Regions from separate parts of the Homo sapiens genome. Here region 2 is linked to region 1. A link is a loop called in an ENCODE intact Hi-C map of the cell type or tissue named here. Cell type or tissue: Calu3. All regions are shown on one strand. Links, peaks and the distances in the headings refer to the core of each region. The heading gives the core; the rest is flanking DNA.

Region 1 (2,922 bases), core at 319-2,818:
CCTGGAGCAGTCTCACCTTTTAAATTTTAAGTTAATTATTACTTCTTGAAAGGAAGTTTCCCTGTGTTGTGCAGGCTGGCCTCGACCTCCTGGGCTCAAATGATCCCCTAGTCTCAAGTGATCCTCAGGCTGAGATGACAGTAGCTGGGACGACAGGCATGGGCCACTGTACTAATCCTTTTTCATACTGCTATGAAGAAATACCTGAGACTGGGTAATTCACAGGAAAAAAAAGAGGTTTAATGGACTCACAGCTCCACATGGCTGGGGAGGCCTCATAATCATGGGGGAAGGTGAAAGAGGAGCAAAGTCATGTCTTACATGGCAGCAGGCAGGAGAGGGGGTGCAGGGGAACTCCCCTTTATAAAACCATCAGATCTCATGAGACTTGTTCACTATCACAAGAACAGTATGAGAAAAACCCATCCCCATTATTCAATTACCTCCCATCAGGTCCCTCCCATGACATGTGGGGATGATGAGAACTACAATTGAAGATGGGATTTGGGTAGGGACACAGCCAAACCATATCAGCCACTGTGCCCGGCCAAGCCTACAGCACCCAGTATTTCCAGGTGGTCTCCCATCCAAATACTAACCAGGCCCAAACCTGCTTAGCTTCTGAGTTTGGATGAGATCAGGTGCATTATCTTCAAGATGTAATATTTGCACCATCAATTCTAGCTTCTACACAATGTGCAGGGACATTGAATAGATCTTGTCCAAATCCCAGTTTTTCTCTGTCAAGCATTGCCTCATCCCATAGTAGGAATGAGATAGAGAACATAATGCCATGGTTCAACCACCCTAGAGTGACAGAAAAATGAGATGGGTGGAGATAAATACTACTACAAAAGCTCTCCTGTTTCCTAAGCGCTCAGCATTCTATAGCAGGTGGAAATAAAATGGGCATCTATTCTGGACTCCAATGTTACCTTGTCCAGGACTTTGTGACTGTCATCGAGGCATGACTACATACCTGTGTCCAGTTAACAACCAAAATAAGAGCAATGTCTCCTTCCGATCTCCACTTCCCCTACTTGGAGGATGTGTGTGGGGGGGGAAAGATTGCCTGCTGAACCTCCACACACCTTTGGACCCCAACATCCCCCTCAACTTTGCACTTGCTGTTTCAGGTCAGTTAAGCTGATATTAATGTTCCTTCTCATCTATTCCCCTCCCTTTTTGATGTAAAAACAAAAACAAAAACAAAAAACTTTCATTCCCTTGTTTAAGGCCAGATGCCATGAATGAAGAGGGCTGGTTAACAGTGAATATGTGGCACAGTGGCTTATGCCTGTAATCCCAGCACTTTGGGAGGCCGAGGCAGGAGGATCACCTGAGGTCAGGGATTCGAGACCAGCCTTGACCACATGGCGAAACCCTGTCTCTACTAAAAATACAAAAATTAGCCAGGCGTGGTGGCAGGCACCTGTAGTCCCAGCTACTGGGGAGGCTGAGGCAGGAGAATCACTTGAACCTGGGAGATGGATGTTGCAGTGAGCAGAGATCGTGCCATTGTTCTCCAGCCTGGGTGACAGAGTGAGACTCCGTCAAAACAAAACAAAACAAAACAAAACAAAAAAAACCCCAGTGAATATGCATGAGGGAGAAGCTTTACTATCCTGTGAATAAAAGGAAATGTGTTCTGAAGGCATCAGGTAACTTACCTTTGAATCTCTGGGACATTGTCACAGGACTGTGGGGCGTTTAAGCCCAGAAAGAATTGTCTGAGATTATTAAACGAAGGAGTCCCGCATTCATGGTGACTCAACCTGTTAGCAGTTCCTTTCTTCTGGGATCCAGCCTGTTGCGGCCTCTTTAGTATCAGCAGTGGCTGTGCAGAACATTGCCAAGCCCTTAGCAACCTATTCAGCAGCTCTGTGGGGATGGCTGGGGAGCCCCAGGTTTGCAAATGCAACGGCGAGTCAGCCTGGAAAGTCGGCACCACGGTGCCCTCTCCCTGCCAGGCTCCTTCCAAGAAATTCCCAGCTACCCTGCTGTTTATTAAACAGCTCAGTAAAGAAAGCACAGGGGGCAAAACAGCCATCCTACATGAGCAGAAGGCATTCACAAGTTGCCAGAGTGATTTTGTCTGAGTGTTCGGCCTGGAGGTGGCTGAAAGAGCAATAATGAAACAGAATGGGCGGTCCGAGCGGACATGAAACAGCGATTACACGGTAGGTATTTCTTTGTAGTTAGGCACTCTCTTTGCCAGCATGAAACTCAACTTGAACTTACTCAACAGTTTAAAGTCAGGGATTCCAGAGACTTAGCTTTGGAAAACACGTGAAGAAATGTTCGGGGGCAATGCTGAAATTTACAAGGCTGATGCGAAAGATCGCATGTGTGAATGGAAATGCTTTATCATTATGGATTTATCTTCTAATGATGCATGCTTGTAAAGCAGTATCCTGAAGCAATGGCGATATTAAAATACATAAAAAATTATCAATAATTTTATACACACACACATCCAAAATCAGCTACATTTTTACAGATTAGCTATTTAACTGGTCAAGGGCAGTTAGGCTTAATTAATGTGAACTTAGCCACTAAAGTTAATAAATTCTCCCATGGGAGCTATGAATCGAGAGGGTGAAAGGAAGTTGTCTATTTAATAGCTAATTAAATCACTAGTGTTTTCCGACAGTATCATTTTCTGGGTTTTGCAAGCTAACAAGGAAGCATCACTTTGATTTTTTTTTTAAATCGAGAAGATTTAAGACAATTTTTGCTCTGTAAAGCAACAAAAAAAAATAATTCATATAGACTTCATGGAAGATTTGTTTGTTTGTTTTTAAAAAAACCTTAACTATTATAAGTATTTCCCTAGTTGCCTGTAATCTAAAAAGTCAAGACATTTGCTATTGGATTAACAATGCTTTGACCGACTAACATACTGATTTTGAGTTATTATTT
Region 2 (2,922 bases), core at 331-2,830, 53 kb after region 1:
TTGATGATAGAAATCCAGGTCTTATGAAGTGTGCATGAAATATTAGCCTGGTGAATCCTACTTTTAAACTACGTTTAATCCTACTTTTTCCAGGGCAAAGTCATTTGCTGTCATGCTTGGAAGGAGTAGAACCAAGTGTTTATGAGCATGGACTTTGGAGTCAGGTAAACAGAAGTCCAAATCCTGTTTCTACCACTAATAGCTGTGTGACCTGGGGCAAGTCACTTAACCTATCTGAGCCTGTATTTTTTTTATTTATGAAATGGAGATAAAGATGCTTGACTCATGGCTGGTTGGGACCGCATACTGCCCACTGGGTAGTGCCATGTCAGGTTGTGATTTCTTGAAACCATCAGGATCAAACAGGCATTCTGAAGATGACGGAATAGAAGCATGCAAAGAACTCAGGTCCCTGATGACATGGTTGAACCACTGGATTAACAAACCTTGAAAAGCCACTCAATTTTCAGACTTCTCGATACAGAACATAATATGACCTCTTATTGGTTCAAGCCAGTTGAACTGGTGGTTTTTTTCTGTTACTTGTAGCTGAAAATTTCCTAACTCATAAAATAACTTTATCTTAAACAAAATTAAAAGCGTTTTACCAACCAAAGCCACAAGTGGTGTAGACCAGCAGTCCCCAACCTTTTTGGCACCAGAGAACTGTTTTGTGGAATACAATTTTTCCACAGACCCAGGACAGGGGTAGGGTTGGGGGGATGGTTTCGGGATGAAGCTGTTCCACCTCACATCATCGGGTGTTAGATTCTCATAAGAAGCGTGCACCCTAGATCCCTCGCATGCATAGGTCACAGCAGGGTTTGTGCTCCTATGAGAATCTAATGCCACCACTGATCTGACAGGAGGCGGAGCTCAGGCGGTAATGCTAGCTCACCGACTGCTCACCTCCTCCTGTGTGACCTGGCTCCTAAAAGGCCACAGACCACTACTGGCTTATGGCCTGGGGGTTGGGAAGACATTTTTGCTAAACAGAGGAAAATTAGGATGAAATCCAGGGAGGAGGCTTAGGTAACATTTAGGGTAACAAATTGAAGGGAGTCTCCAGGGATGCTCTTCCAAGGAGAGGGTTACCAAGGGAACTGTGGTCACTTTACTTCCAGGAAGGCTGTAAAATGTTTGGATCAGGAGAGGGCCATGTTTGAAGGTTTTTAAAGAGTTTTTTGCTTCTGAATTATGTATGCGTGTGGAGCATGGACTGGAGTGAGCAAAGATTCCATTATGGGGAATGTTTCTCAAAGACTGTTGTAACAGTCCAGGTGAGAAATGGTGTGCCTCTGAACTAATGTGGGAACACAGGAGAGGGAGATTTGGAGGTTTGGTGCATTAAGTGAGAATATCGTCAAATTTTTTAAATGAATACCAGGAAATTATGTATCATAGAAACCAAATAAGGGGAGAAGACAGTGTGAAGAAGAAAACAGTGATCACCACCACGAATACTAATATCTTTTTTAAAAAAATTATGATTTTTATATTTTAAGAGACAGGGTCTTGCTCTGTTACTCAGGCTGGAGTGCATGGTGCAATCATGGCTCACCGTATCCTTGAACTCCTGGGCTTAAGTGAGTCTCTTGTCTTAGCCTCCTGAGTAGCTGAGACTATAGGCATGTGCCACCATGGTTGGCTAACGTTTTAATTTTTTGTAGAGATGAGGTCTCTCTATGTTGTCCCGGCTGGCCTCAAGTGATCTTCCTGCCTTGGCCTCCCAAAGTGCTGGGATCACAGGCATGAACCACACCCAGCTCAATACTAAAATCAATAACCAAACATTGAGAGCTGGCCTTGTGCCAAGCACTGTCAGACTGTTTACACATATTATTCTATTTAATCATCATGAGAAACCCATGACATAGGAGCTCATATTATCTTCATTTCCTGATGAGGAAACCTAGATTTCCAAGACTTCATATCACAGTGCTCATAAGAGTAGATCCTGGATTCAAGGTCTTACTGCTCCTGAAGCCTGTTTATTTATCCACAGGATACTCTCCTGATATACCACGATGCAGAATGTCAAGTAGGAAAAGAAGCTGTTGCATTGGGCAATTAAGAAGTCATTGGTGAGAGAAGTTTCAGGTAAATGACTTGCTGGCGTATGGAAGTAGAAGGAGAGAGGGGAGGTGGCTAGGGAACCAGCCTTTGAAGAAACCTAGAACATGGAGATAGAGTGTTTTAGCCTAGAGGTAGACAAGGTCATAAAAGATATTTTTTTTCCATTGGGTATCATAAGAATTACTATTATATTTATTAGTCATAATTATAGTGGTTTGAGGATTACAGGTAGAAAAGTTTACCCTGGTGTCACTTAGAAATCAAAATATTTTCAATCCTCAAAACAAATTTTTCTCTTACAAGGGGACTTAAAAAGCTCATGGAAAATAGAATGAAAAGATAAATGTTAAAAATATAAACTTTATTTCTCTACATAAGCTCTTCAAGTTTCAGATACTTGTATAAGTGATGATATCAGCCATTTAGTCCATTCCTAAAGAAATGAGGGTCCTGGGAATTTAACCATGTCAATACAATCATTTTTACATTATAAACCAAGAAAAATGAGTGTTCTTTAGAGATTTTTTAAGATTGGGAAACAAAAATAAATCAGAAGGACTGAAATCAACACTGTAAGGTGGATGCCTAATGATTTCCCATAAAAACTTTCACAAAATTGCCCTTGTTTGATGAGAAGAATGAGCAGGAGCATTGTCGTGGTGCAGAAGGACTCTCTGGTGAAGCTTTCCTGGGTGTTTTTCTGCTAATGCTTTGATTAACTTTCTCAAAACCCTGTTATAATAAGCAGATGTTATTGTTCTTTGGCCCTCCAGAAAGTCAATAAACAAAATACCTTGAGCATCCCAAAAAACTGGTGCCATGACCTTTGCTTTTGACTGGTCCATG

Evidence for each region. Peaks named below come from ENCODE experiments on the same cell type or tissue, not always from the same donor. Only the 100,000 strongest peaks of a DNase experiment are listed, where the experiment ranks them.
Region 2: it touches region 1 in a loop (5-fold over the local background); 6 of 110 quality-filtered maps call a loop at or near these places.

The regions. Positions count from the first base shown.
Region 1 is chr10:28,873,843-28,876,764 of GRCh38, forward strand. The region is part of intron 4 of C10orf126 (chromosome 10 open reading frame 126); the gene reads left to right. It also overlaps the pseudogene RNA5SP308. Among named protein-coding and RNA genes, the nearest start is that of C10orf126, 29 kb to the left of the region's middle. In Calu3, for the core only: no CTCF peak of the experiment used is centred there; a DNase peak (open chromatin) is centred at 1,879.
Region 2 is chr10:28,926,916-28,929,837 of GRCh38, forward strand. No RefSeq gene overlaps it. Among named protein-coding and RNA genes, the nearest start is that of C10orf126, 82 kb to the left of the region's middle. In Calu3, for the core only: no CTCF peak of the experiment used is centred there; a DNase peak (open chromatin) is centred at 1,796.